Linked DNA regions of Homo sapiens: regions 1 and 2 are each linked to region 3. A link is an interaction called in ENCODE POLR2A ChIA-PET data of the cell type or tissue named here. Cell type or tissue: B cell. All regions are shown on one strand. Each heading gives the region's core, and the rest is flanking DNA. Links, peaks and the distances in the headings are about the cores only. Region 1 overlaps PTOV1-AS1 (PTOV1 antisense RNA 1). Region 2 overlaps SLC17A7 (solute carrier family 17 member 7). Region 3 overlaps RCN3 (reticulocalbin 3).

What was found. Peaks named below come from ENCODE experiments on the same cell type or tissue, not always from the same donor. Only the 100,000 strongest peaks of a DNase experiment are listed, where the experiment ranks them.
Region 1: POLR2A ChIA-PET joins it to region 3 with 7 read pairs; 4 of 35 experiments call an interaction of 5 or more read pairs at or near these places.
Region 2: POLR2A ChIA-PET joins it to region 3 with 5 read pairs; 4 of 35 experiments call an interaction of 5 or more read pairs at or near these places.

Annotation. Positions count from the first base shown.
Region 1 is chr19:49,837,535-49,847,795 of GRCh38, forward strand. It overlaps PTOV1-AS1 (PTOV1 antisense RNA 1), which reads right to left. Exons shown (of 4, transcript NR_040037.1): 2 at 9,189-9,219; 3 at 6,782-7,358; 4 at 1,111-2,542. It also overlaps a transcript of MED25 not described here. Among named protein-coding and RNA genes, the nearest start is that of PTOV1, 8.5 kb to the right of the region's middle. In B cell, for the core only: no CTCF peak of the experiment used is centred there; DNase peaks (open chromatin) are centred at 5,967 and 6,801; H3K4me3 peaks cover 1,922 bases; H3K27ac peaks cover 3,217 bases.
Region 2 is chr19:49,426,034-49,436,294 of GRCh38, forward strand. It overlaps SLC17A7 (solute carrier family 17 member 7), which reads right to left. Exons shown (of 12, transcript NM_020309.4): 3 at 9,135-9,253; 4 at 8,735-8,849; 5 at 8,569-8,656; 6 at 7,927-8,013; 7 at 7,693-7,835; 8 at 6,778-6,927; 9 at 6,486-6,618; 10 at 5,305-5,415; 11 at 4,982-5,109; 12 at 3,368-4,779. The coding sequence ends at 4,486. GFY (golgi associated olfactory signaling regulator) reads left to right here. Exons shown (of 4, transcript NM_001195256.2): 2 at 377-1,580; 3 at 1,913-2,086; 4 at 2,586-2,954. The coding sequence starts at 398. The coding sequence ends at 2,785. Among named protein-coding and RNA genes, the nearest start is that of GFY, 5.8 kb to the left of the region's middle. RefSeq lists a silencer at 5,179-5,473 and enhancers at 5,999-6,571, 6,572-7,143. In B cell, for the core only: a CTCF peak has its summit at 4,957 (motif pointing left); DNase peaks (open chromatin) are centred at 4,908, 5,608, 6,598, 6,828 and 1 weaker place; H3K27me3 peaks cover 5,000 bases.
Region 3 is chr19:49,530,125-49,540,075 of GRCh38, forward strand. RCN3 (reticulocalbin 3) reads left to right here. Exons shown (of 7, transcript NM_020650.3): 3 at 4,069-4,271; 4 at 6,909-7,081; 5 at 8,995-9,055. Among named protein-coding and RNA genes, the nearest start is that of RCN3, 7.1 kb to the left of the region's middle. RefSeq lists a silencer at 3,816-4,105. In B cell, for the core only: no CTCF peak of the experiment used is centred there; a DNase peak (open chromatin) is centred at 7,947; H3K4me3 peaks cover 845 bases; H3K27ac peaks cover 1,433 bases.

The DNA.
Region 1 (10,261 bases), core at 3,123-8,122, 310 kb after region 3:
AGCTCTGGATGTCAGAAAGACCCCTCTCAGCTGTAGAGCGTGATGAGGCCAGACAGGAGGCCAGGAAAGGTGAGGCTGGGTGGTGGCGGTGTCGGGGGCTGGGGTAGAGGTTCGCTCCCGGGGGCCAGGCCTACGTGATGGTAGGTGGTGGGGCTCCTGGGAGAAGGAGCTGGTAGTAAGTGCAGGTGGTCCAAGGGACATCCAGGTGACAGGTGCCATGTTGGGAGCTCAGGACGTGTCCTTAGGGGACAGTGTATGTTTGGCAGTTCAAGCCACAGAAGCAGACAAGATCGCACATGGAGAGAGGGCAGTCCCTGGGTCCATGTCAGAGACTGACCTTCCAGGGCTGTGGATGGGGAAGACGGTGGGTCTGTCCCCAGGATAGAATACCCAGCAGGGAACAGGTTTGGGACGTGGCAAGGTGAGGGACCTGAAGGATGTCCTCAGAGACGTCCCGAGGGCAGGGGGATCCAGACAGGCTTGGAGCGCAGGGTGGTCTCTCCTGGAGGTGGTGAGTGAGTTGTCTGTTGTTGGACTCTGGACCAGTGTTGCTGAGAGCGCGGTCCATGCCTGGACCACCAGCATCCACATCATTTTGCATGCTGGTTAACGTACAGATTCACGGGCCCCACCCCAGGAGAGAGATTGCAATCTGGTGGCCTATGGGCCATCGTGCGGATGAGTTTTGTTTGGCCTTCCCTGTGTTAGCATATGTGGCATTTTTTTCTTACGAGTTAGTTGTAAAAATCAGGTTAATTCACACACACACACGCACACACACAAAATCTGCAGTCTTGGCTTCTTTTGACAAGTCAGAAGAATTGGCACCCCTGGGCCCGCCCTTCTGCCTGGCAACAATGGGCTGGAGCTGCCCCTCTCCATGGGGCGTGTGCTTTCTGGTTCGCCACAGTCCCCACCACTCCCTCTTGGCTTCCCTGTGAGGCAGAGAGTCACTGCCTTTGTCACGGGGTTTGCACTGTGGTTGTTCTGTGGTAGCATTCAGAGGAAAGTGAAATCTTTCTTGTACCCATGTCTCTATCACAAGCGGCAAAACGAAAGAGAGAAGGAGAGGGCCGTGTGTTTCGAGAAAAATGGGAGCGAGCCTATTTCTTTGTGGAAGTGAAGAGCATGCCTATGTGTTTAATATGCAAACAAATCGTGTCTGTGTTGAAAGAATACAACCTGAAACGCCACTATGAATCAAAGCATAGTAAGAGCTACGACCAGTACACAGAACAGACTCGAGATGCCATCCTCAACGAACTGAAAAAGGGACTCAAATGTCAATAGGGTTTGTTTTGAAAAGCGAATTAACAGAAGTGGCGCGGCAGTGGTACGCCGTTCCGGAATCACGTGAGAAGAATGACCTGGGCATTCAGAGCTACAGCAGATGGCAAGTTTATAAAGGAGCAGAGTGACGTGTCCTGCACAGAAACACATGACTGTTGAGACCGTTATTTAAGTCTAACGGGCATTTGCGTTGCACAGTGAGTTGGAGATAACTCGGGGGATTTACAAGTCCAGTTGCTTGAAAGAGTCAAATTGATTGTGGCCTTTTCTTTCGCTGCTCATAAACTATTACCACCCAGTTAGCTTTATTTATTTGTGGTGTTAAGAATCTTGATGTGACCGAAGAAGTCTGTGGCATGGTGCCAAGGCAGGCCCAACACTGGGAAAGGACTAATTTTTTTTGTATATTGAGAGAAAAGTTTCACATAGACTGGCCAGAGTTCCGAAGCACAACTACAGACAGCGTCATGACAGGGGGACTTGGCAGGACACCTTGATCCAAGGCGACAGCATTTGGCAAGGACACGGAAGTTGGGTCGTTGCATCCATCATCAGGAGTTGACTTGTTCTGAGCAACTGAACAGAACACACCGCGATGCTCTCGACACTTCCGCTCCTGGACTTCAGTCACGAGTGAGTTGATGGTGACTTGACCTGAGAGATTTCACAGAAGCTCTGTGACTTGGTTGTGGAAGAAATCTGAACTGTTCAAGTTAACCAACTTGGTTCATTTTAAATCAGGCAAAAGCCACAGTGGGTTCCCCTGAGAAGGTTAGTCAAAGACTTCTGGTCAAGGTTATGACCGTTCTGAACACTGAATATTTCTCCGCAAGGATGTCCACAAACAGCTACTTGAATGTATGATGGTGTATGCTTGGTCCTGGGGAATCCACCGGCAAGGAAAAAAAACCTTTACTCTTTCCTGTGCTGCAGTCGGCTTTCAGAAATGAAAGAGGTGGCCCGGACTGTATTCACCTACGTCCTGGGGTTGAAGACCAAATTCCCCCAAAGGCTCTCGGAATCCAGACTCATGAGAAGGAACAGACATTGTCCAGTTTGCCTTTGTTGGCAGATGTTTCTTGTGTGAATGCAGACCATAAATAGTAATTGAACTACAGTGCAATACGGCGCTGGTTCCTAAATACAAGTCTGTGTGAAGATGGTGAGATTCTACAACTATCTCCAGTAGTTGTCCTGAATATCTGTGTTTGGGAGTACCCACGCTTGTGAACAGCTGTTTTCCGTTACGAACCTGAATCAAATTAAACATCGTTCCCAGTTGAAGGATTCAAGGCTGAATTCTAAACTGCCCGTCCCCACCGTGCCACCCGAGGCCTGACACTGACATCTCGGTGTGGAAGGGAAGACGCCAGCCTTTTGGCTTCAACTCAAAGGCGCAAAAAGAATTATGAAAGAGAAAATTTTAATAATTAAATATTTCTATTTTTCAATTTGTATTTTTTCAATTTTGAATTTAAAAATATAAACTCCAGTAACATCCATGTTTGTATTATGTTCCATGCATTCACCATAGTTGAGTAAAGATCCGATTTGATGATATTTCTGGCCGTCGACTTTTCTTATACCTGGCTAGTTCACTCATTTATGTGACCCGCCTGGCCCCTGTAGGCATGTGAGTTTCCGATCCCTGCCCTGGAACTGTTGGATCCAGTGGGGGGAGGGCGGGGGTCTGGGAGTCGTGTGAGCAAGCTCTCTAGGCGATCCTCAGGAATGTGAGTGTGGAGCAGGAGGCACTGGTGACAGCGAAGAAGTGCAAGTGGGTGATTTCCCAGGCAGCCTGTGTAGCAGGGGTTTTTGAAAACTCAGATGGCTTCAGGGACCAGGCAGGTGATGAAAATGTGTGAAGCGGACGGGTGTAAGACAACAGGGAATGATGGGGACTGTGGCGAACTTGGAGAGTGCTTGCCCCGCCTAATGGCATTCAAATTGAAAACAAAAACACTGTGAGGACCAAACAAAATCTGCCTGTGGGTCTAATGAGGCCGCCAGGCCGCCATTTTGCGACTGGAAGAAGGAGAAGACTCGAGAACAAGGACAGAACCCTGAGAAAGAGCCACGCGTAAGGGTTGGGCAGGGAGCCAGAAGACAGGAGAACCAGGCAAGTGTGGCGTTCTGGAAGCTGAGTGTTTGAGGAGGGAGCAATCGACTCTGTCAGAAGCCGCTGAGAGGAGCAGGAAGCAGCCTTCAGTGTTTCCACCAGGGTGGCCATGTCCCCCGGCAAGGGAAACGCAGGTTTGGATCAGAAACAAATTGGTTAAAAGGAAAGGTTTCCAGTCGCCAGTTTGGCCATCTCATGCCAGTGGCGCCCTCTTGACCTTAACACTCAAATTAGAGGAACCAGAGGGACTGTCGTGGCCTAATCACACGGTTTACAGGAGTGAACCGGGGCTTGCTTATTAATAGTAGCAGACCTGTTAGGGGTGAAAGAAAATGCCCACCCACCAGCTCCAAAGAGGAATTAGGAGAAAAAGGACACCTCAAAAGGGGTGTTAAGAATGTATTTGTTTCAAGGTACGCAAAACACTAACATATTTTCTCACCATCTTGGCATTTAAAAAAAAATTAACTTTTAAAATGTATTAAGTTACACACACTAGAACAGTTTCCTAAAATGAAAGGCCACTGAAATGTGTGGAATAAAAAGGAGGCCCAGGCTGGGCGCGGTGGCTCACGCCTGTAATCCCAGCACTTTGGGAGGCTGAGGCGGGCGGATCACCTGAGGTTGGGAGTTGGAGACTAGCCTGACCAATATGGTGAAACTCTGTCTTTACTAAAAATACAAAATTAGCTGGCCATGGTGGCACATGCCTGTAATCCCAGCTACTTGGGAGGCTGAGGCAGGAGAATCACTTGAACTCGGGAGGCAAAGGTTGCAGTGAGCCGAGATTGCGCCATTACACTCCATCCTGGGCAATAAGAGCAAACCTCCATCTCAAAAAAAAAAAAACCCACAAAAAAAAAACCAAAAAGGAGGCCCAAGGAATGAGGCCAGATCTAGGCACATGGGACTCACCTCCCCATTTCATAGGTCAGGTGACGATAAGGCCTAAGAACTTCACATGCCCCTTAGAACCAGCCAACACCAACAGAGCAAATCTTTTGGGAAAGTTTTTCCCTGAATACAAGGTTCTCCTAAGGCAAGAAATAGTGAAAACCCTAGAACAGCAGGGTTTAATCCCAAGATTCTGCGCTGATTAGCTCTGTGACCTCGGGCAGGTCCCTGCATGTCTCTGAGCCTCACTTTCTCCATATGTCAAATAGTGACTACCCCAGAGGATTCTCATAAGGAATACAAGATCTGGCCCAGCTCAGTCCTGGACACAGGAGAGCTGCTGGTAGCCACTGTTGTCATCTTTTGGCTGAAATGCACTCTAAGAAGGTAAAAGGTGGGCAAAACTGCTTCTAGAAATGCATGCCAAGCTGGACCTCACGCCTGTGATCCCAGCACTTTGGGAAGCCGAGGTAGGAGAATCGCTTTGAGGCCAGGGTTTCAGGACCAGCCTGGCCAATAAGGTGAGACCCCATCTCTATTTAAAAAATGCATCCTGACTGGGCGTGGTGGCTCACGCCTGTAATCCCAGCACTTTGCGAGGCCGAGGCGGGCAGATCACTTGAGGCTGGGAGTTTGAGATTAGCCTGGCCAACACGGTGAAAGCCTGTCTCTAGTAAAAATACAAAACTTAGTTGTGGTTACGCACACCTGTAATCCCAGTTACTTGGGAGGCTGAGGCATAAGAATCGCTTGAACCCCGGAGGTGGAAGTTGCAGTGAGCCAAGATCGTGCCACCGCACTCTAGTCTGGGTGACAGAGCAAGACTCTGTCTCAAAAAAAAAAAGCATCCTAACTTACAAAAATCACTTGTGTCCAGAAAGGTTATAATTGAGTGAGTGACTTGTTGGAAACATTTTCTTTTTGACCAGTTTGCTTTTGAATCATGCATCATGACTGGAGGCAAGACTGGGGATTCATGAAAATTCTTGCAAAGGAGCAGGTGGTAGGACGTAATTGGAAAAAAGTGATTGTTGAGGCAAAAATGCTAAAACACCAACATATTAATAGTTGGAAACCTGTTCGGGGTGAAAGAAAATGCCCACCCACCTCCAAAGGATTATGAGAAAAAGGACACCTTCTCAAAAGGGGTGTTAAGAATATATTTGTTTCAAGGTACACAAAACACTAACATGTATTTTCTTACCATCTTGGCATTTAAAAAAAATTAACTTTTAAAATATATTGAGTTACACACACTACAACAGTTTCCCAAAATGAAAGGGCGCTGAAATGTGTGGAATAAAAAGTGGAAGTACCACCAGGCATGGTGGCTCACGCCTGTAATCCCAGCACTTTGGAAGGCCAAGGCGGGCAGATCACCTGAGGTCAGGAGTTCGAGACCAGCCTGGCCAACAGGGTGAAACCCCATCTCTACTAAAAATACAAAAATTAGCCAGCATGGTGGCATGTGCCTGTGATCCCAGCTACCCAGAAGGCTGAGGCACGAGAATCACTAGAACCCAGGAGGCAGAGGCTGCAGTGAGCAGAGATTGTGCCACTGACTCCAGCCTGGGAGACAGACCAAGACTCTGTCTCAAAAACAACAACAAAAAGTGGAACTACCCTATCACACCTCACTCTCGCCTCTCCTGCCCAAACACACACCCTGAGCAAACCACTTACCTCCCTAGAGGCTGATGTACCAGTTCTGCATTTGGGTTTACATGCATGCGGTTGTGGATATATTTATAGTTTAATTTTTTTGTATAAGTGAGTCAATTTCTTTGTTCTTTAGCTTGCTTTTTTTTTTCTTCCAACCAAAGTAATGGCCATTATTTATTTATTTATTTATAGACAGAGTCTCACTCCGTTGCCCAGGCTGGAGTGCAGTGGCGTGATCTCAGCTCGCTGCAACCTCTGCCTCCCAGGTTCAAGCTATTCTCAGCCTCCCAAGTAGCTGGGATTACAGGCAGGAGCCACCATGCCTGGCTAATTTTTCGGGTTTTTTTTTTTTTTTTTTTTTTGAGACGGAGTCTCACTCTGTTGCCCAGGCTGGAATGCAGTGGCGCAGTCTCGACTCACTGCAACCTCCACTTCCCAGGTTCAAGCGATTCTCCTGCGTCACCCTTCCGAGTAGCTGGGATTACAGGCGCCCACCACCATGCCCAGCTGATTTTTGTATTTTTAGTAGAGATGGGGTTTCACCATGTTGGCCAGGCTGGTTTCAAACTCCTGACCTCAGGTGATCTGCCCACCTCAGCCTCCCAAAATGCTGGGATTACAGGTGTGAGCCACCGACCTGGCCTGCCTGCACTGTTAATTACCTGTTCCTCTATGTCCCCACTTCTCATGGTGGCCTCAGGTAGTGCACTAAATGGACGCATTTCAGTTCCACGAGCCATCCTGCCTATAAGTTATCTGTTGTGTAACAAACCCCACCACCGAGTGGCTTAAAACAAGAAGCATTTATTGCCTCACCGTTGCTGGGGGTCAAGAATCCAGGCTTGGCTGAGCTGCTGGCTCCCAGGCTCTCGGGGTTGCGGTCGAGCTGGTGGCTGGGGCTGTGCAGTCATCGGAAGGCTCCGTGAGGAGGGCCCACTTCCAGCCCACTCACATGCCTGTTGGCAGGATTCAGTTCCTCACAGGTGATGGGGCCGAGAGCCTCAGTTCCTAGCTGTTGGCTGGAGGTCTCCCTTGTTTTCTCGCCGTTGCAGGCCTCTTCACAGGGCACCTTGCAGTTGCAATGTGGCATCCAGCTTCTCTAGAAATATGAGAAGGGCTGGGTGCGGTGGCTCATGCCTGTAATCCCAGCACTTTTGGGAGGTCAAGGCGGGTGGATCACCTGAGGTCAGGAGTTTGAGACCAGCCTGGCCAACATGGTGAAACCCTGTCTCTACTAAAAATACAAAATATTAGCTGGGCGTGGTGGCAGGCATCTGGGAAATCCCAGCTACTCGGAATGCTGAGGCAGGAGAATCGCTTGAACCCAGGAGGTGGAGGTTGCAGTGAGCCAAGAACACACCATTGCACACCAGTCTGGGCTGCAAGAGTGAAACTGTCTCAAAAAAAAAGAAAAACAGAAATGAGAGAGGACGCCCAAGGTGGAAGCTGCAGTCTTTTGTAACCCAATCTTGGAAGTGATATCTTGTCACTCTTGCTATATTCTGTACATTACAACAAGTTGCTAGGTTCTGCCCACACTCAAGCTGAGAGGACAGTGCAGACAGGAGGTGAGGGTCATGGGGGCTGTCTTTCAGGGTGCCCACCACACTGCACCCTGCCAGTTGAGGGCCTGTCCAGTTTTTCTTTTATTTCTTCTTTTTTTTTTTGAGATGGAGTCTCGCTCTATTGCCCAGGCTGGAGTGCACTGGTGTGATCTCAGCTCACTGCAGCCTCCGCCTCCCGAGTAGCTGGGATTACAGGCACATACCACCACACCCAGCTAATATTTGTATTTTTAGTAGAGATGGGATTTTGCCATGTTGCCCAGGTTGGTCTCGAACTCCTGACCTCAAGTGATCCACCCACCTCGGGCTCCCAAAGTGCTGGGATTACAGGCGTGAGCCACCACGCCCGGCCAGTTTTTCACTATTATCAGACATGCTGGAGAGGATGAATGTGTATTTTTTTAACCCACTTGTGCAGGCATTCCTATGGGATGCATTCCCAGCAGCAGAATTTCAAAACTAAGTATGCCAACTTTATTTACATGACCCAAAAAATGTTGTATTCATGTTTCGCATATACGAGAAACCTTCCTATGGTTCACACTTGGAGGGGCTCCAGAAACCAACCAATGCAGTCTCTCTCAGCTCCCTCTAGAGATCAGTTACCAATTGCTTAAGTGTCTTTTCAGAGAGACGTATAAGCAGGTACAAGCAAATAGAGAAACTGATTGATTTTCTGGCTTTTCTATCCAGTGGCAATCTCCTTTATTCTATCATTTTTTTGTTTGTTTTTCAATCTAACAACATATCTTGAAGTTTGGACAAAAAGCCTTCATTTTATTTATTTTTAAAAATAGCCCAGGGGGCTGGGCACAGTGGCTCCTGCCTGTAATCTCAAACCCAGGACGCTGGGTTTGGGGATAGGGCAGATGTATGTCTTTTACAATCTGGGAACACTCAGCATGGTCTGTGCTGGAGGGCAGATGGTGGCAGAGAGGCTGAGAAGCGCGGCAGTGACGAGGGTAAGACGGTCCCAAGCCCGAGGGGCTTGGCCCCTTGTTTATTCCACAAAGTGGAGGCCAACACCTACTGAGATTAAGAACCTGGGCCCTGTCCCTGTCCCGTGTCTCCGCAGCCTGTGACGTCAGGCTTTTGCTTCCAGATCCTTGGTTTCCCCATCTGTGGAGTGGGGATTAAAAGATTGTTGAACTCATGGCCTGCTGTGTGAGAATTCAGTGAGTTCAGACATGAAGTTCTTGAGAAATATTAACTACTATTATTGCCAGGGGTCTCACTCTGTCAACCCTGGAGTGCAGTGGCATGACCTTGGTTCACTGCAGCCTCTGCCTAGAGGGGTCAAGCAGTCTTCCCACCTCCACTTGTCGAGTAGCTGGGACTACAGACACGCACCACCATGCCCAGCTAATTTTTGTATTTTTTGTAGAGACAGAGTTTTACTCTGTTGCTCAGGCTGGTCTCGAACTCCTGGCCTCAAGTAATTCTCCTACCTCAGCCTCCAGAGTAGCTGGGACTAGAGACATGTAACACCACGCCTGGCTAGTTTTATAGTTGTAGAGATGGGGTCTTGCTATGTTGCCCAGGCTGGTCTCAAACTCCTGGGCTCAAGCAATGCTCCAACCTCAGCCTCCCAAAGTGTTGAAACTACAGGTGTGAGCCTCTGCGTCTGGACACACACGATGATGACAAAGTTGAAATACCTAGAGTTTGCAAAGCATGTATCAGGCAGACCTTTAAAAAAAAAATCAGCCATAAACTATTTTGTAATTGCAAAGAAAGAAAAGAAAAATCCAAGCCAGAGATGATCTTACTCCCATTTCTTAGCATAAAGCATTTTATTATCTTTTTTATTTGTTTGTTTTGAGACGGAGTCTCACACTGTTACCTGGGCTGGAGTGCAGTGGCACAATCTCAGCTCAATGCAACCTCCGCCTCCTGGGTTCAAGTGATTCTCCTGCCTCAGCTTCCCAAGTAGCTGGGATTACAGGCACCCACTACCATGCCCAGCTAATTTTTTGTATTTTTAGTACAGACATGGTTTCACCATGTTGGCCAGGCTGGTCTTGAACTCCTGACCTCATGATTTGCCCGCCTCAGCCTCCCAAAGTGCTGGGATTACAGGTGTGAGCCACCGCACCCAGCCTATTAGCATTTTTTGAGACAGAATGTCGCTCTGTCGCCCAGATTGGAGTGCAGCTCACTGCAACCTCCGCCTCCCCGGGTTTAAGCAATTCTCCTGCTTGAATTGGAGGATCAATCAGGAGACTGTATTTGTATTCCTGAGTAGCTGGGATTGCAGGCGCCTGCCACCACGTCTGGCTAATTTTTGTATTTTTAGTAGAGATGGGGTTTCACCAGGTTGGCCAGGCTGGTCTCCTGACAACAGGTGATCCACCTGCCTCAGCCTCCCAAAGTGCTAGGATTACAGGCATGAGCCACCGTGCCCGGCCAGTATAAAACACTTTGTCCATGTTGTCATTGTGTCCTAGCCTATGTCATCCAACCTATATGTACTGCCAGTTTGTTCTTCTAGGAAACTCAGACTTGGTAGTTGATTGGTTTAACAAATGTTGGTTAAACTGGGATTATTTGGGAAAAAAAAATTGTGTATATCAGGAAAGGCCAGATTACCCCCAGATTGCAGTGGCTTGAAACAGCCAAGGTGGATTTTGTCACTCGTGCTGTATTGAGTGTCAGCTTGGAGCCCGTGCGGACAGATCATGAAGGTTGCCAATGGACATAGTAAAGGCAGAGGGGTCTGGTCTTCCATTAG
Region 2 (10,261 bases), core at 3,328-8,327, 110 kb before region 3:
CGGGGGACCTCGGAGAGGAAGGAGATCCCACGTCCCCTCGAAGCCCTGACACTCCCTAAAGTCGAAGTCGAGGAGATCTGAGGCCTGGAGAAGTGTCGTTCTTTCCCAATTTTTCTAGGACCCCTCGCTGAAACAGATAAGGAAATTAACTACGACTCCCAAGTAGCCCCGCGCCTCAGTCTCTCTTGGCTACCTGGGCCATCGCCCCACAAGCCTCCAAGGGACTTGCGATTGGGTTCTCTTCCCATCCCTGGCGCCAAGCTGGGCCCCGGACAGACGTGGTCCACCTGTGTTCCAGTGGGCGTGGCCTCCGGGAGTGGGCGGGGCTCCTGGGAGCCTTCGGCCTTAACCCCTTCCTTCCCGCTCTCCCCCGCAGCTATAGGTATCTGCCAGAGCTATGAAATCATTCAGCCGGATCCTCTTCCTCGTCTTCCTCCTCGCCGGCCTGAGGTCCAAGGCCGCTCCCTCAGCCCCTCTGCCTTTGGGCTGTGGCTTTCCGGACATGGCCCACCCCTCTGAGACTTCCCCTCTGAAGGGTGCTTCTGAAAATTCCAAACGAGATCGCCTTAACCCAGAATTTCCTGGGACTCCTTACCCTGAGCCTTCCAAGCTACCTCATACGGTTTCCCTGGAAACCTTCCCACTTGACTTCACTGAGCCCCTCAACCCTGACCTCCGAGAAACCCCGCACCCAGAGTCTCCTGAGACCCCCAAAGCTGACTCACTCACAACCTCAATATCAGAATCCCTGGACATGCCCAAAACTAACCTCTCCAAAATGGCACACCCAGAGTCTTCTGAGACCCCCACACCTGGCCCAACTGAAATGCCACACCCAGGATCCCCTGAGACCCCCAAACCTAACTTCTCCAAAACTTCACGCCCAGAATTTCCTGAGACCCCAAACACTGACCTTATGCAAACTACACCCCAAGAATCCCCAGAGATTCTGCAGCTTAATGCCACTGAAGTCTCACAGGCAGAACTCCCCGAGACCTCAAACACTAACCCTACCAAGACCCCTGACCCCAAATCCCCAGAAAAGCATGACCTCAACTCCACTGAGACCCCAAACTCTGAATTTCTCCAAGCTCTCCATCCTGACCCTTCTAAAACCCCCCACCCAGAATCCCATGTGACCCACAATCCCAGCCCCACCGAAATTTCCCAAACAGAATTCCCCACAACCTACTACCAAAATGCAACAGATGTACCCAGGACCTCCGACCCTCAAATCTCCACTAGTCTCTACCCAGAAACACCTGTGCCCTTCAAGGATGACGCCACTGCTCTAAATGAGCTGTCCCTGAATCCCAAACCAGGAACACCTGCAGCCATCCAGCCCGACTCCCCAAAATTGCCCACTTCAGATTCTCCAGGAATGGTTGAGCTGAAGGCCCCCCAGAACTCTGGCCCTAAGGAGTCCAACGTCCCTCCTCCCTCAGCCCGGATTGCAGGTCCCCCTGCTCTTCCAGGGCGCCCCAGTCAGTTGGCCCCTGCCACTCTGCGGGCACCCCAGAGGCACAGCCGAGGTGAGGGAGTCAACACCATCATCGTGGTGGAGCGAGTGAAGGAGACCGGTGAGGGGCAGGAGCCGGACTCCTGAGTCTGAGGGAGGGGCTGGGGGCCTGGACTCCTGGGTCCGAGGGAGGAGGGGCTGGGGGCCTGGACTCCTGGGTGCGAGGGAGGAGGGGCTGGGGGCCTGGACTCCTGGGTCCGAGGGAGGAGGGGCTGGGGGCCTGGACTCCTGGGTGCGAGGGAGGACCGGCTGGGGTCTGGACTCCTGGGTCTGAGGGAGAAGGGTTTGGGAACAGGAATTCCTGGATCTGAGGGAGGAGGGGCTAGGAGCTTGGACCCCTGGGTCTGAGAGAGGAGGGGGTTAGGAGCTTAGATTGCTGGTATCCCCCTTCAGGCGTGACTCTGGTGGGGCGACCACGTGGCGCAGCAGGCGGGGCCCTCTGCCTGTTCTTCGCGGGGACCGCGCTGCTGATCGGCATCTTTGTGCTGCTGTGGTGTCTTTACCGCCGGGCAGCTAGACAGCGGCCCTTCGCACATCACCGGCTTCCGGACGACGGAGATGAACCGGGTGAGCGCCCTGCCCCTTGAATGCCTGCACTTTTCCATAACCTGGTCTCTCCCGGCACTACAGGGCGCCAGCCAAAAAAGCACAGGTCCCCCACCCAAGGTCAATGAAAGCCCTGGCTCTTCCATGGCAACGTCCAGCCCCCTAAATGTCTGCAATTTCACCCAAGAGTCCAGTGCCGCTCCCAATGCGGTTGGAAACGGCTTCAGGCCCAGAGCCGGCCGTCCCCGCCAGCCCCGCCCCTGCCCCTCCAGGTACGCGGCCCGGAGCCCTGTACTTCCCGCCCTCCACTGCAGGCCCCGCCGCTGCTGATCGGACGCCACGCCTCCTGGTTTCTGCAGCGGCCCCCACCCTTTTTATTGAAAACTCAGTTCAAATGCAGAATCGGAATCCTCTCTCCGGCCTCCTGATCGGTCGGCCGCACAAAAGCGGCCCTGGAGATGATCTGGAAGGGGGCCTGGAGGGTCAGCCCAGAGATGACCACGCCCCTTTGCACCCACAGTTCTGCATTTGGACGCCCCGAAAGACCCCTACGACCTCTACTTTTATGCTCCGGATACCTGGGTCCCTTCCCACATCGCCACCAAGCAGCCCCCGCCCACACCTCCTCTGCCACCAAAGCTGCCCCCGCCGCCCCGCGGGGGTCGCCCGCAGCGTCTGGAGGCCCTGTCCCCCGCCACGCTCCCCAACAACTTCGTGTGAGCCCCACCGAGTTCTGCCGGACCTGCACATCCCCACAGTGAAGGAAAACCCTGCGCTTCTGGTATGCTTAGCTAGAGTAGTGCCCCGGATAAAGGGTCTAATATACAGAGATGCTTGCGCTGTGATCAGAGAACAAGGTCTGAGACCGAATAAATATCATGTTCCCATGGCTAGACCCCTCCTCTGGCCTGAGCCCTGGGGTGGGAGGGGCTGGAGTCTGAGACCGCTGAAACTTGGGGAGGAGAGGCTGGGGTCTGGACCCCTGGGTCTGAGGGAGGAGGGGCTGGGGCCTGGACTCCTGGTCTGAGGGAGGAGGGACGGGGGTCTGGACTCCTGGGTCTGAGGGAGGAGGGGCTGGGGCCTGGACTCCTGGGTCCGGGAGAGGAGGGGCTGGGGCCTGGACTCCTGGGTCCGGGAGAGGAGGGGCTGGGGGCCTGAAACCCTGGGTCTGAGGGAGGAGGGGCTGGGGCCTGGATCCCTGGAACTGAGGAAGGAGGAGCTAGGGGCCTGAACTCCTCGGTCTGAGGGAGGACGGGGCTGGGGACCAGGATGCCTGTGACCTCCACAGCCAAGAACAACTGAGCCTATACACCAAAGCTTTTATTGGGAGTGGGGCAGGGCAGGATTTACAGTCACAGAGACAGAGACACAAAGACACAACCCTGCACTGGGAAAAAACACCCCTGGCTCCTGCCCCATTCCCTTTCATGGGATTCTGTGACTTCTCTATAGGTTCCCCAAATTCTAAGCTGAAAGAGGGGTGTCTGAGAGGGGAAGGATCCCAGATTTTGAGTCATTAAGCCCCTGAGGGACACAACAAATGGCCACTGAGAAACAGGGTAGTTCGAAACCACCCAGGAGAATAAAGTGCGAGGAATTGGGGAGGGGGCATCATGAAACCACCATGGGGGAGTTCAATGGTGGTAGCTTCAAACCTTTGAGTTCATGGACTGGAGCAGCCACTATTTAGACCTGAAAACCATGTCAGAAAAAGTGCACGGGGGTAGAGAGGCATATTGTTAAAATTGCGATTTTGGTTGTTTCCCCAGACATTATGCTAAGCTAGGGAGAAGAGGGTCTTGAGAAATTTGGTGCTTTCGCAGAATCTGCTGGTAGGGGAGATGTGAAGTGGGCACGGAATCGGGGACTTGAAACCGCCATTTTCCATCAGAAACGCTGGTGAGAATCAATCCCTGGAATGGCGGGGACGAGTAATTGGTTAAACCAATCTGGAAGATGCAGAACAGAGTTGGGAGAGATTTGAAACTTCTAGAGGAGGACCTTGAATTTTTCTGAAAGGAGATGGGAGCTGAGTGATCTCAAAGGTTAGCCTGAGAGTCCCTGGAGATAAAGGAAAGCGGGGGGTGTGGGTGCCTCAAAACCACAAGAGAGAGTAAGAGGTCGAACTGTCCATTCAAATAAAGCCCTGAAAGGAGAGATTTGAAACCACTGAGGCAGAACGGGTGGAGAGGGAACCTTTAGGGGAATTTGGGTATCCTTGAAACTGTCAGTCTGCAGCTTCACTACCCCTGAGAGGCAATTGGGAAGGAAAGAGGATTTGACAGCACTGGGAACAAGGGAGAGTGCTTCTTAGGCCTGAGGCAGGACAGAGAGGAGCAGGGTTCCTTGACACTGTCACTCAGGCCAGAGATGAGTGGAATGGAGGTCCTGGAAACTGCCATTCAGTGGGAGGCACATGGTCAGTAGTCCCGGACAGGGGGTGGGGGCCTGGGGGGCTGAAATGTGCTGTGTGTGGCCCCATAGGAGGGCGGGGGTGCAGGGGGTGCCCCCGGGGGCTCAGCCTCATCCTCCATTTCGCTGTCGTCACTGCCAGCCAGCTGGTCATGGCCAACGAAGCCACACTTCTCCTCGCTCATCTCCTCAGGCTCTGCCCACGGCTGCTTCTCTCCAGAAGCAAAGACCCCGTAGAAGATGACACCTCCATAGTGCACCAGGGAGGCAATTAGGAACACGTACTGCCACTCCTCCCGAGTCTGCAGGGGACAATAGGGCTGAGGTCAAATGGGAGGACAGAGAAACAGAGGCGGAGAGAGGGGGAGGCCTAGAGGAAGGGAGGCAGAGACCCAGGGAGGCTGAAAAGGCAGGGATGGCACCCCAGAGACAGTGCCACCACGTGGTCAGTTAGGTACGAAGCACACACTTGGAGGCAGACTGAGTCAGGACTGCGGCACCCACCTTGTGCTTAGTCATGGCCCCCACGATGATGGGGCACACCATGCCCGACAGTGTGCCCACGCCGTTGGAGATGCCCATGAGGATGCTGGCGTAGCGCGGGGCTATGTCCAGGTGGTTCACGTTGAACCCTGGCGGAGAGACAAGTCGGAAGGCGTCACACCGGAATCTCACTCGAGTGATTCCCACTGGGACGTTCTCAACCCTCTCCCCTCCCCGCCACTCATGTTCCACCTTTTGTGAGGCTGAGAGGCCCCGTTCCTGAGCCAGGAAGTTCCCTACAGAGCTGACCAGAGTCCCCCAAGCTGCGGATCCGCGGTTCTCACCAGAGATGGCGAAGCCGCTGAAGCCCACGGCTAGGACCAGGAAGGAGATGGCCACGCCCTTGGAGTGCGAGTAGCCGACCACCAACAGCAGCGTGGCTTCCATGCCGAAGCCTACGGGGGCGGGGGGGGCCCGCGTCTCCTGAGTGTCGGCCGGAGCAAGGCGCAGGCTGCCCCACACCGCCCTTCCAGACCTGCTCCAGCCCCAAACCGCGTCTATCCACCCCAGTCTGGCCACCTCCACGCCCAGGCCTCTTCGCGCCCTCCACGCCACCCGCACCCACCCTAACCAGGCCCCTACTTCTCCAAGACCCAGCCCTGACCACGCCCACCAGCTCCATCGCCCCTCCCGTAGCTCCACCCCTTGACTAGGCCACTCCCCGAACACGCAGGATCCCTGCTGTGCACGCTCACACCTTCCCCTCAATCCCCACTCATGAGTTTTTGGTTTTTTTTTTTTTTAATTTTTGATTTTTTATTTTTTTTAAGAGACAAAGTCTCACGACGTTGCCCAGGCTGGTCTCAAACTCCTGAGCTCAAGTGATCCACCGGCCTTCGCCTCCGAAAGTGCTGGGATAACAGGGGTTAGCCACCATGCCCTGCCTGTTTTTTAATTTTTAATTGTAATTTTAATTTTTCTAGAAACAAAGTCTCGCTCTGTCGCCCAGGCTGGAGTGCTGCGGCGCGATCATAGCTCACTGCGGCCTCGCAGTTCTGGGCTCCAGCGATCCTCCCTTCTCAGCCTCCCAAGTAGATGGGACCACAGGCGCGCGCCACCACGCCTAGCAAATCTCACTTGTTAGACAGCAGGCCCCCTAGGACCCTGTCTCTCCAGGTGCCTTGCTCTTAGCGCCTCTTCATCACCTAGTTCATGTCCTACCACACCCAACTTTGTGCAGGTCTTGTCCCTCCAGGCCCAACTCGGTCTTCTCTCTGCTCCACCCGGGAAGTCTCGCCCACCCTGCCCTTCCGCGCGGTGGCCCCTTGGACGGCCGCGTGACAGTCCCTTTCATCCAGGCCTGCCCTGCCCCGGCTCCACCCTGTTGGCCACGGCCCTTTGCATAGAAAGGGACTCCTGGGGCAGGCTGGATGGTTTCCGCCTGTAACCACTCCCCATCACCTCTCAATCCGGCTCTGCTCCACCCAGGCTGTCCTAGAGCCGGCCCAGGCCCCGCCCCACTCACCTCCGCAGTTCATCAACTTGCGCACGTTGGTGGTGGACATGATGCGGCGGCTCCGCAGGAAGTCCGCGATCTGGCCGCCGATGGGCACGATGATGGTCATGACCAGGTGGGGCAGCGCGGACACCAGGCCTACCTGCGGGAACAGGTGTACAGGGACACTAGGGTTCGGGGCCGCCGGCTCGGCGTCTCTGCCCGGTCCGTGCACCACCGGCTCCTCCCTGCCTCGGGATCGCCGCCAGTTCCCTCCCGCCGACCCCTCCGCGCCCCCCTGCCCTCTCCTCCTGGGCTCTACCTTGCTGATCTCGAAGCCGAACACTTCTTCGAAGTAGGCGGGCTGGGAGATGAGCAGCAGGTAGAACGTCCAGCTGCGGCAGAAGTTGGCCACGATGATGGCATAGACTGGCATAGACGTGAAGAAGCGCCGCCAGGGAGTGCTAAACTTCTGTGGGGGCGAGGGGAGGGCCGCTAAGACGGGGAGCGGGGCTGAGGGCTTCTCCGCGTCCCTTCAGGGACCACAGTGTAGTTCTGCAGAAACCAAAGGATCCCGACCGCACTGAAACTTCTATGGACCCAAAGGCGCGGGCTACACCATGTTGCCGTGGGGACCCAGGGATCCTAGCCTCAAGGTGACACTTGAGTGATGAAGGGGTCCTGGCCCTATGGTAGCCTCTCAGGTCCGCAGGTGTCCGGGCCCCTCAGGGACCTGTCTTTTTCTTTTTTTCTTTTTATTTTTACTTTTTGTATTTTGTATTTTGAGTAGAGACGGGGGTTTCGCCATGTTGCCCAAGCTGGTCTGGAACTCCTGGGCTCAAGCGATCCTGCAGCCTCCACCCCCAAAGTGTTGGGATTGCAGGCGGAAGCCACTGAGCCTGCCCTAGGAGTCTCTTTTTATCAAAAATGCTCCCAAAATACAGCCTCAACTCAAGGTCTAAGCAAAACCCCCACATTCTAATCCCTTCTCTGCTGGCTTTAACTATGCCCTGTCAGTGGTTCTAATCCTGCTCAACTCCCGACCTAACCCTGCCCCCAGCACCTGAGAATCTCGTCCTCCGCGGGTTGCAACCCGCCTCCTAGGTTCTAGCCCCTCTCTTTGCGTTCCAGTCCCGTCTCCTCTAGAGTCTGCAGGAACCGTCCCTGATCTACACGCTGTGCAGGTTCGTGGCTTGCTATCTCTCCCCGCCCCTTCCCCGAAGATTTGGTCCCGGACCGTGAGGGGGTTCATGAGTTTCGCGCTCTCTCCGATGGCGTCCTCGATGTACTTGCGCTCCTCCTCCGAGATGCTGGGGTGCAGCGCGGGGGACTCGTAGGAGACGAGCAGCCAGAACAGGTACCAGAAGATCCCGAAGCTGCCTGGGGGGGTCAGGAGGGGGATGGGAGCGAGGTGAGGACCGGCCCCGCTCCGCCCCAGCGCCACCCGGAACCAGGCATCCGGGTCCCTCACCGTAGACGTAGAAAACAGAGCTCCATCCTGAGTACTGCACAAGGACCCCGGCGAGGGGCATCGCGACCACCGCCCCAGCATAGGAACCTAAGGGGGAGGATGCGGGGGAGAGAACAGGCCCATCTTCCCTCAGATCAAGGAGTGCGGACCCCCACCGCTTCCCCCTTTCCAGACACTGAATTACAGGCCACAGCCCCTCCTCCCTTAGACCCAGGAATCCAGGCCTAGCCCCTCCTCGCTCGGACCCAGGAATCCAGGCCCCCAGCTCCTCCTCCCCCAGACCCAGGAGTCCAGGCCCCCAGCTCCTCCTCCCTCAGACCCAGGAGTCCAGGCCCAACCCCTCCTCTCTCAGACACAGGAGTGCAGGCCCCCAGCTCCTCCTCTCAGACCCAGGAGTGCGGGCCTCCAGTCCCTCCTCCCTCAGACCCAAGAGTCCAGGCCCCCAGCCCCTCCTCTCTCAGACCCAGGAGTCCAGCCCCAGCCCCTCTTCCCTCAGACCTGGGAGTCCAGGTCCAGAGTCTCCTCCTCCTCCCTCAGACACAGGAGTTCAGCCCCCCCAGCCCCTCCCCGCTCAGACCCAACAGTCCAGGCCCCAACCCCTCCTCCCTCAGATTCAGGAGTGAGGATCCCTCTTCCTCTCACCACAAAAGGCTGTCGTCGCCAGGCGACTCCGTTCTAAGGGTGGGGCCCATTTGCTCCAGATCCCATGGCAGGCGGGGTATGTGACCCCCTAAAGAGGAGAAAACCAAGGTCACTGAGAAGAGGCAGGGTCCGAGCGAGGGCAGGGTCATATCAGGCGGGGATTTACCTCTACCAACCCCTGCAGGATCCTCACGAAGATGACACAGCCATAGTGGACGCGGGCAGCTGAGGGGATCAGCATGTTTAGAGTGGATGTTGCCACAATAGCAAAGCCGAAAACTCTGATGGGAAGGGTCAGAGAAAAGAATCCAAGCTATCCAGCCATGCCCGGGATTCTGCCTTTCCCGCCCACAGCAAGCTAGGCCCAGTGGTCCCCGGGACCCCAGGTCCCACCACCTCTCTGACTTACACCTTCCTCAATCGCAAGCCCCACCTTTCTCTAAGACCCACCCCCAAATCCAGGCTTCTCCCATTTACCAGAGCCAGCCCGCAAATTCAAGACCACGCCCTCTAACTCCACCCACACAACTGTAGTTACCGCCCACTTTGAGACCCCACCACTGTACCTGTTGGCTGCAAATTTTTGACAGATAAATCCTCCTGGAATCTGAGTGACAATGTAGCCCCAGAAAAAGGAGCCGTGTATGAGGCCGACAGTCTCTGGATCCCAGCTGAACTGGGCTTTCTGCGGGCCAAAATGTACATTAAATCAGCCGCCCTGTCCAGGCTCTGCCGCTCCACCAATCAGCACCCACAGACTTAGCGTCTCGACCTATCAGCAACGAGGAACCCCTCCCACCTCCAAAAGCCTGCCAATCAAAGCTCACACTATCTTTCTGTCAATTAAAGTCTACAAACTCCGCTCTTCCACGTTGCTAGGGCCTATGCTGCCTTAACAACAGAGTCCATCACCACCTAGACGCCTTGCTTTGCCTGCTTCCTTGCCTCCATGAAAGCCTAGGGGCCCATGTATGATGATGACTCTCTCCACTTATATCCAGCTTATGAGCGTTTGCGGAGTGACCTGCACAGGGTCCAGGCGGGGACACGAAGCAGCCAAGGGGGCGGACCAGATTGGAAGGGAGCAAGGGGAGGAACTTCAGGTAGGACAAAGGCACAAATCAGGACTCTTTTCTGATGCAGGGGCAAGGCCTATGCTGAAATTAAAATAGGAGAAAGGACAGGGCACGGTGGCTCACGCCTGTACTCCCAGGACTGGGAGGCCAAGGCAGGAGGATCGCTTGAGCCCAGGAGTCCGAGACCAGCCTGGGCAACATAGTGAGACCTTGTCTCTACAAAGATAAAAATAAAAATGTTAGCTGGGTATGCCGGCGCACGCCTGTAGTCCCAGCTGCTCAGAAGGCTGAGGCAGGAGAGTCACTTGAGCCCAGGAGTTCGAGGCTGCAGTGATGGTGCCACTGCACTCCAGCTTGGGCGACAGAGCAATGGCCCCACTGCACCGTAGCCTGGGAGACCCTGTGGGTCTTTAGATAAGGGACACAACACATGCAGTGGGACGTAGGCAGTGGCAGGGTTTCAAAAAAGGATCACATTCAGGGAGGAACCTGAGATGGGACTGAGATTAAATAGATGTGACCCGGGGACATGAGCTTGGGGTACAGGCGTGAGCAAAATTGCTAGTAGGTCCAAAATGGGGCAGGGGCAACCCCTAGGGAACCTGATGTTGGGGCGG
Region 3 (9,951 bases), core at 4,952-9,951:
AAGTGAACGCCTCCACATCCAGCAAAGTTTTTTTTCTTTCCTTTTTTTTTTTTGGAGACAGAGTGAGACTCTGTCTCCCGGGCTAGAGTGCAGTGGCGTGATCTCAGCTCATGCAACCTCTGCCTCCCAGGTTCAAGCAATTCTCCTGCCTCAGCCTTCCGAGTAGCTGGGACTATGGGTGCACGCCCACACGCCCAGCTAATTTTTTTTTTTTTTTTTGTATTTTAGTAGAGATGGGGTTTCACTGTGTTGCCCAGGCTGGTCTCGAGCTCCTGAGCTCAGGCAATCCGCCCGCCTTGGCCTCCCAAAGTGCTGGAATTAATGCGTGAGCCACAGCACCCAGCCCAGGCCCAGGTAATTTTTCTTTTTTTTCTTTTTTTTTTTTTTTTGAGACGGAGTTTTGCTCTTGTTGCCCAGGCTGGAGTGCAGTGGCGCAATCTCGGCTCACCACAACCTCCGCCTCCTGGGTTCAAGTGATTCTCCTGCCTCAGCCTTCCGAGTAGCTGGGATTACAGGCATGCACCACCATGCCCGGCTAATTTTGTATTTTTAGTAGAGATGGGGTTTCTCCATGTTGGTCAGGCTGGTATCGACCTCCTGACCTCAGGTGATCTGCCCACCTCGGCCTCCCGAAGTGCTGGGATTATAGGCATGAGCCACCGCACCCGGCTGGAGCTGCAATTTTAAACAGGGAACTTGGACAAGGCCTCCATGAGAAGGTGGTATGTGGTATTTGAGCCATGTGGGTATCGGAGTGAATAGCATTCCAGGCAGACAGAACAGTTAAGTGCAAAGGCCCTGAGGCAGGAGTGGGCTTGGAGTGTCAGAGCAACAGTTCTGAGGCCCGTGTGGCTGGAACTCAGTGAGAAAGGGGAGAGAGTGGGAGGTGAGGGCAGAGAAGGAGCAAAGGGGTTCAGCATGGTGGTTCATGTGTGTGATCCCAGCACTTTGGGAGGCCAAGGCTGGGGGATCACTTGAGCCCAGGAGTTCAAGACCAGCCTGGGCAACATAGTGATACCCCGCCTCTACAAAACAAATACAAAAATTAGCCCAGCATGGTGGCGTGCTCCTGTAGTCCCAGATACTAGGGAGGCTGAGGAGGGAGGATCACTTGGGCCTGGGAGGTCAAGGCTGCAGTGAGCCAAAATCATGCCGCTGCACTCCAGCCTAAGCAACAGAGCAAGACTTTGTCTCAAAAAGAGAGAGGGCCAGGTGCAGTGGCTCACGCCTGCAATCCCAGCACTTTGGGAGTCCAAAGCGGGCGGATTGCCTGAGACCATGCAAAGGGGGTCAGATCATGCAATGCAAAGCCTTTTAGGCCACGATGAAGATTTAGGCTTTTCTCCAATTGAGAGTAGAACTGAGGGAGGGCATGAGCTGACTTAGGTTTTGAGAGAATCCTGCTGGCTGCGAGGTGGGGAACAGACTGTAGGGAGCAAGAAGCAGGGAGCCCAGTGAGGAAGCGACTGCGATAGTCCAGGTGGAAGACAAGACAAGATGGTGGTCAGATCAGGGTGGAGACAGTGGCAGTGGTCCCCAGGACTGCTGGCTGGGAGATTGTGCTTGGATGGGCATGCATGAAGGAGAAATGGAGGAAGAAGGGCAGTGACAGGTTAGCACATTTAGCTTAGCACTAATGGCAATGCCAGGCATTGTCCTAAGTGCTTTATTATTGTTATTATTATTATTATTTTGAGACGCAGTCTCGCTCTGTCTCCCAGTCTGGAGTGCAGTGGCGTGATCTCGGCTCACTGCAAGCTCCACCTCCCGGGTTCATGCCATTCTCCTGCCTCAGCCTCCCGAGTAGCTGGGACTACAGGCGCCCACCACCACGCCCAGCTAATTTTTTTGTATTTTTAGTAGAGACGGGGTTTCGCCGTGTTAGCCAGGATGGTCTAGATCTGCTGACCTCGTGATCCACCCACCTCGGCCTCCCAAAGCACTGGGATTACAGGCGTGAGCCATGGCGCCTGGCCTTTTTTTTTTTTTTTTTTTTTTTGAGACAGAGTCTCACTCTGTCATCCAGGCTGGAGTGCAACGGCGCGATCTCGGCTCACTGCAAGCTGCGCCTCCCAGGTTCACGCCATTCTCCTGCCTCAGCCTCCCGAGTAGCTGGGACTACAGGCACCTGCCACCACGCCCGGCTAATTTTTTGTATTTTTAGTAGAGACGGGGTTTCACCATGTTAGCCAGGATGGTCTCGATCTCCTGACCTTGTGATCCGCCCTCCTCGGCCTCCAAAGTGTTTTTTGTTTGTTTGTTTGTTTTTGAGACAAGGTCTTACTCTGTTGCCCAGGCTGGAGTGCAGTGGCACGATCTCGGCTCACTGCAACCTACGCCTCCTGGGTTCAAGCAATTCTCCTGCCTCAGCCTCCCGAGTAGTGGATATTACAGGCATCCACCACTGTGCCCGGCTACTTTTTGTATTTTTAGTAGAGACGGTTTCACCATGTTGGCCAGGCTGGTCTGGAACTCCTCACCTCAGGTGATCTGCCCACTTCGGCCTCCCAAAGTGCTGGGATTACAGGCGTGAGCCACCGTGCCCGGCCTATTATTGTTATTATTATTTGAGACGGAGTCTCGCTCTGTTGCCCAGGCTGGAGTGCAGTGGTACTATCTCGGCTCACTGCAACCTCCACCTCCCAGATTCAACCAATTCTCCCGCGTCAGCCTCCAGAGTAGCTGGGATTTCAGGTGCGTGCCACCATGCCCTGCTAATTTTTGTATTTTTAGTAGAGACAAGGTTTCACCATGTGGACCAGGCTGGTCTGGAACGTCTGATCTCAAGTGATTCGCCTGTCTTGGCTTCCCAAAGTGCTGGGATTACAGGCGTGAGCCACCGCGCCTGTCCTGTCCTAAGTGCTTTACATGGCCTAACTCATTTATTCCCCACAACCGCCCTTTTGGGGTAGGTACCGTTTTTTCTTCCTCCGTTTTACAGAGGGGTAACTGAGACACAGAGAGGTTAAGTCACTTGCCCACAGTCACACAGCCAGTAAGAGGAAGTGGCTGGATTTGGACCTAAAATGTCTGGCTGTGGAGCCCAAGCGCTTAACAACACCAGGAACCTCAGAGAAGGGTGTGATTCCGGGGACAGAGTGGGGCCCTAGACAGACTGGAGCAGAGACCGCCTGGTGCGGGAGGTGGGGCGGTGACTCAGGCAGGCCTGGAGAGGGCTCTGCTGTCTCGGATTTTCGACTTTAGGGAGGGGGCCGCGGGGGCCTAGGGACGGTGACAGGGAGGAGGGCTCCAGGTAGTCTCTGTTAATTAGAGATTGGGAGAGGACCGGCCTGGCAAGGCGTCACCAAGGGAGAGGAGAGGGGCCCGAGAGCTGATAGGCGTGGCCCAAGAGAAGGGGAGAGATGGAACCTAAAGTGGCTTGACATGCGACAGGGAGGGGCACAGGAGCCCGGAGGAGCATGGGGAGGGGCAGAGGGAGACTGAGCCCCCGGGGTTGCGGGTGATGGTCCTCAGGCAGTGCCTGATTCAGCCGGGAGCAGGCAGGGGAAAGCCACGGGGCTCAGCACAGGGCAGGGCTGGAGGGAGAGGAGCCTGAAATTGACACGCGCAGCCTGGTAAGGGGGAGGGGCATGGGGCGGGTCGGGGCCTGAGACAGCGGGGGATCGGGGGTGTGGCCGTGGCTGTCTGGGTTCAGAGTCAATCTTGCAACAGGGCCCCCTTGGCAAGGGTCACAGTGCGACGCCGCGCTCCCCTTCACCACCCCAGCTCGGCCCAGCGAGAGGTGCAGCACGTGCAGGCCGAGGGCGGGGCCGGCGCGGAGAGGGTGGCCCTGCATCGTAGTAGGTCCCTCCCCCGCAGTGCTCCCAGCAGGCCCGCTCGTTCTGGAGAAGGGCGTGACTCGACCTGGGGGTGGACCCTAGGCTGAGGGGTAGGGTCCTCCGGTGGGCTTGGTCCCGAAATTGACCCGCGCCCCTCCCCAGTTAGCCCGCGGACCGTGGACTGTATTTTCAGCCCCGGATCCGAAGTGTCCCAGGGGGCGTGGCCCGTGCGAGGGGCGGGGCCTGGGGGCGGGACCAGAGCCTGACGTGTGCCCGCCCCGGCTTCTAGGCGGATCGTGGACCGCATGGACCGCGCGGGGGACGGCGACGGCTGGGTGTCGCTGGCCGAGCTTCGCGCGTGGATCGCGCACACGCAGCAGCGGCACATACGGGACTCGGTGAGCGCGGCCTGGGACACGTACGACACGGACCGCGACGGGCGTGTGGGTTGGGAGGAGCTGCGCAACGCCACCTATGGCCACTACGCGCCCGGTACGCGGCGAGCCCCCGACCCTGCTCCCCATACACCGTGACCCTGACCTTCTGGACCGCCTCATTCTGAGAACCCTGAACCCATTTACCCGGAGTCCCTGGCCCCTAACCAGGCTCTACCCACTTTTAGGAGCCCATAACTGTGAGATCTTCAGTTTCTCACCTCTGGCTTCTCTTTTTTGTTTTTCGTCTGCTTATTTTTCTGGTATTTAGCTGCATGCTAAAAACGATCTTTTTTTCAAACATGAAGTCACAATTAGGTGCTAAAAGCCACTGAACGCACCCAAACAGGGACTTGAAACCTGGGCCCTCAAATTAAAAGTCCAATGCTCTACCAACTAAGCTACCCAGGTTCCCTTCAGGGCTTTCATTCTGGGACTCACCACCTCTGTGACAATATGACTAGGGTACTTGAGATCCCTGGCCAAGGACACCTACTTTCCATGCCTTGTCATCCTGACCCCTAACTTCTGTGACCTCTCATCCTGAGAACCCCAAAGCCAGTTACTCAGCCCCTGACTCTCAGATCCCTCCTTTCTGTCCCAAGTCCCAGCCTCAGTGCCCCACACCCTGCCACACACACAGCCCTCATTCTCTCCCTCCTCTCCTCTCTGTCCCTGGCCCCAGCCTCCCCGTCCAGTCTGTCCTCCACAGGGCTCCGGGGGCGGGGTTCTTCATGCCCAGCACTGACTCTGCCCCTCCCTCCCCCTCCTGGGCCCCCAGGAGACGGTCCCACTCCCCAGCCGGGACGTTTCCTCCTGTGGCTTTGTTTTTCTGCATTTTCTGCACCAAATGGATTTTCTGTGGTTTTCCTGAACTCACCACACTCTTCAAACCTCTACCTTCTGCCCATATTGTTCCCTCCAGTTACAATGCCCGTCCCCTCCTCTCAGTCAAGCCATCTCAGTCCCTGTAAGCTACCCCATCACAGCCTTAGTCTGGGGCCAAAAGGCCCACTGTCAACTCATAGTGGGCCATTCCTGTCTCCACACGCTTGGATCAGTTATTTCTTCTCTCTGAGAATCAATTTTTGCATTCAGAAAGTAGAATACATGGAAAAACCCACTGTATGTGCTTTTTTGTGATGATTAAATGCAATATTGTGCATAAAGAGCTTAGCATATAATCTCTCACAAGTTAGCTAATTTATTGGGTGGATATAATATGTTACATAGCCTGGGTGCCATGGCTCACGCCTGTAATCCCAGCACTTTGGGAGGCCGAGGTGGGTGGATCACGTGAGATCAGAAGTTAGAGACCAGCCTGGCCAATGTGGCAAAACCCCGTCTTACCACAAAAAAATACTTAGCTGGGCGTGATGGTGTGCACCTGTGATCACAGCTACTCTGGAGGGTGAGGCAAGAGAATCACTTGAACCCAGGAGGCAGAAGTTGCAGTGAGCCGAGATCACATCACTGCACTCTGGCCTTGGCGACAGAGTGAGACTCTGTCTCAAAAAAAAAAAAATATATATATATATAGATAGATAGATAGATAGATAGATATAGATATACACACACATACTAATAATATGTTATATAACATATTATATACTTAAATATATATACAAATTATATATAAAGTATCAATATATGCTTTTTTTTTTTTGTGAGGGAGTTTTGCTCTTGTTGCCCAGGCTGGAGTGCAGTGGCGTGGTCTCGGCTCACTGCAACCTCCGCCTCCCGGGTTCAAGCGATTTTCCTGCCTCAGCCTCCCAAGTAGCTGGGATTACAGGCATGCGCCACCACGCCTGGCTAATTTTGTATTTTTAGTAGAGATGGGGTTTCTCCATGTTGGTCAGGCTGGTCTCGAACTCCCAACCTCAGGTGATCTGCCCACCTCGGCCTCCCAAAGTGCTGTGATTACAGGTTTGAGCCACCGCACCCGGCCTACTTTTTTTTTTTTTTTTTTTTTTTTGAGATGGAATGGAGTTTCACTCTTGTTGGCCAGGCTGCAGTGCAATGGCAAGGTCTCGGCTTACTACAACCTCATCCTCCTGGGTTCAAGCAATTCTCCTGCCTCAGCCTCACGAGTAGCTAGGACTACAGGCGCCCACCACCATGCCAGGCAAATTTTTGTATTTTTAGTAGAGAAGGAGTTTCACCATGTTGACCAGGCTGGTCTCGAACTCCTGACCTCAGGCGATCCACCCACCTCGGCCTCCCAAAGTGCTGGGATTACAGGTGTGAGCCACTGTGCCAGGCTTCTAAAATTTTTTTTTTTTTTTTTTTGAGACATAGCCTCCCTCTGTCGCCCAGGCTGGAAAGCAGTGGTGCAGTCTCAGCTCACGGCAACCTCCGCTTCCTGGGTTCAATCGACTCTTGTGCCTCAGACTCCCGAGTAGCTGGGATTACAGGCGTGCCCCACCATGCCCGGCTAAGTATTTTTTTGGTAGAGATGGGGTTTCGCCATGTTGGCCAGGCTGGTCTCAAACTCCTGACCTCAAGTGATCTGCCAGCTTCAGCCTCCCAAAGTGCTGCTATTACAGGCGTGAGCCACTGCATCCAGCCTACTGATATATACTTATTAACTCCACAGAAATCTTTGTACCCCAGTAGGATTTACTTTGTCTTTGTTTTAACCTGCTTGGCGTTTCCTCCATTAAAGCTCATCTCACTGAGACCTGTCCTTCCCCAGGTGAAGAATTTCATGACGTGGAGGATGCAGAGACCTACAAAAAGATGCTGGCTCGGGACGAGCGGCGTTTCCGGGTGGCCGACCAGGATGGGGACTCGATGGCCACTCGAGAGGAGCTGACAGCCTTCCTGCACCCCGAGGAGTTCCCTCACATGCGGGACATCGTGATTGCTGTGAGTGGCGGCTGGGGAACCCTGTCCCCCACACCCTTCCGGGGACCCAGGCTTCCGGTTCAGGTCCTGCTTCCCAGCACCGACCTGGGGGCAGGCAGTCACCTGGTTCTCCAGCATCTTGCCGGGGAAGCCAGGCCGCAAACACAGGTCAGAGGACGGTGACCTTTCCCACCTCCACTCTCAGTCCCCTGGGGTCTGATCTCTCCTCGTCTGGCCTTCCCCTCCCTGTGCTCGCATTTGGGGTCCAGGCCCCCAGCCTTCCCTCAGACAGCCACTGTGCCCCACCTTATACAATTTCTTTTCTTTCTTTTTTTTTTTTGAGACATAGTCTCCCTCGGTTGCCCAGGCTGGAAAGCAGTGGTGCGATCTCAGCTCACTGCAACCTCCGCCTCCCGGGTTCAAGCAATTCTCCTGCCTCAGCGTCCCGAGTAGCTGGGATTACAGGGGCGCACCACCACACCTGGCTAATTTTTAGTAGAGACAGGGTTTCTTCATGTTGGTTAGGCTGGTCTCAAACTTTTGACCTCAGGTGATCCGCCCGCCTCAGCCTCCCAAAGTGCTAGGATTATAGGCATGAGCCACCGTGCCCGGCCAATTTTTAATTTTTTTTTCTAGTAGAGATGGGATTTCACCATGTTGGCCAGGCTGGTCTTGAACTCCGGACCTCAGGTGATCTGCCCACCTTGGCCTCCCAAAGTGCTGGGATTACAGGCATGAGCCACCGTGCCTGGCCCCAAAATGTGCTTTGTTCTATAGAAGAAGGCTTTTTTTTTCTTTCCTTCCTCTTTTTTTTTTTTAGTTTTTGAGACAGGGCCTAACTCTGTTACCCAGACCGGAGGGCAGTGGCTCAATCTCAGCTCACTGCAACCTCAAACTCTTGGGCTCAAGTAATCCTCCCACCTCCGCCTTCTGAGAAGCTGAGGCCACCAGGCACAAGCCACCATGTCTGGCTAATGTTTTTTTTTTTTTTTTTTTCAGACGGAGTCTCGCTCTGTCGCCCATGCTGGAGTGCAGTGATGCGATCTCGGCTCACTGCAAGCTCTGCCTCCCGGGTTCACTCCATTCTTCTGCCTCAGCCTCCCGAGTGGCTGGGACTACAGGCGCATGCCGCCATGCCCGGCTAATTTTTTTTTTTTTTTTTTTAGTAGAGACGGGGTTTCACTGTGTTAGCCAGGATGGTCTCGATCTCCTGACCTCGTGATCCACCCACCTCGGCCTTCCAAAGTGCTGGGATTACAGTTGTGAGCCACCACGCCCGGCCATGCCTGGCTAATTTTTAAATTTTGTGTAGAGACAGGGTCTCGCCATGTTGCCCAGGCTAGTCTCAAAATCCTGGGCTCAATCGATCCTCCCGCCTCGGCCTCCCAAAGTGCTGGGATTACAGGTGTGAGCCACCGTGCCCAGCCCACAGTCTTATAGTGAATGAGTTTGGATATAAATTGGGGAACAAAAGTCGTTTTGCTCCAGAAGGGCACAAAAACAAGGAGCGGAGGTGTCCAGTGTGTCAGAAGAAGCCCCAAAGTGCACCATGTTCACACATAAAGCAGAGGTAGGTTCTAGGCTCTGCTAAACATAAAGGAGCTTCTCCCCTTGGAGGGTGTTTGCTGGGGCTTGAGCAAGTTATTAGGGACCCAGGACAGCTCCCCTTGTGAGCAACAAACCTGTGCACTGCTGGACATTAGGGCCTCTGGGCTCTGGCCCCGTAAATGCAGGTGGTGCCTGTTTGATGATAACATCCCAGAAAGCCCGCAAATTTCCCACATGCCACCTGTTGAGACTGCTCTACTGCCTGCCTCCCACAGCTGCCCGGAGCTAAATTTCCAAGAGAACCTCTCACTCTTACCCCAGGGGTCCAGCCTCCCCCAGGAGCCAGGGTCATCGGCCCCCAGCCTCAATGCCCCTTTCTCCTCCAGGAAACCCTGGAGGACCTGGACAGAAACAAAGATGGCTATGTCCAGGTGGAGGAGTACATCGGTGAGTGGGCCCCAATTTCTTCTTGGGATGCCTGTCCTCTCTCAGGCATGGGCAGGGTTGGTGGGGGTAGCCGGAGGTACATCACCCATCATCAGAGAACAGTGGCCCTCAGACATGGGGGCAGGGGCACTCACTGCTTGAGTTCATTTAGCCACCCAACATTTATTGAGCACCTACTCTATACCAGACACAAAAAGCATCTATTGAGCACCTGCTGTGTGTCACGCCCAGGATACACTTACTGAGCACCTACTGCATATGGGTGGTTGCGCCTACAGCAGACAATAACACAGACAAATCCCTTCTTGGGGGTCTGGAGTTTCTACAAAATCAAGGCTCAGGGGCTATGTTTAGTTGAGAATGGGGGTCAGGAAGCTGGTCTTGAACCTGCGCCTGCACAGCAAACACTGTTTCCTGTTACATGGGATGTTGGGGGATCCTCACAATACCCCCTGAGTTCTGAGTTCTCCCTGGGCCCCTGCCACTGTCCCTGCCCCTAGCGGGCAAAAAATTTAGTCAAGGAGAACGCTAACAAGGAATTTTTTTTTTTTTTTTTTTTTTTTGAGACAGTTTTTTTCTGTTGCTCAGGCTGGAGCGCGGTGGCGTGGTATCGGCTCTCTGCAACCTCCGCCTCCCGGGCTCAAGAGATTCTTCTGCCTCAGCCTCCTGAGTAGCTGGGATTACTGGTGCCTGCCACCACGCCTGGCTAATTTTTGTATTTTTAGTGGAGATGGGATTTCACCATGTTGGCCAGGCTGGTCTAGAACTCCCAACCTCAGGTGATCTGCTCATCTTGGCCTCCCAAAGTGGTGGGATTACAGGCGTGAGCAACCACGCCCGGCCAGGAATTTTTTTTTAAGTTTGAAAACATTGTTTATTCTTTTATTTTTTTCTGA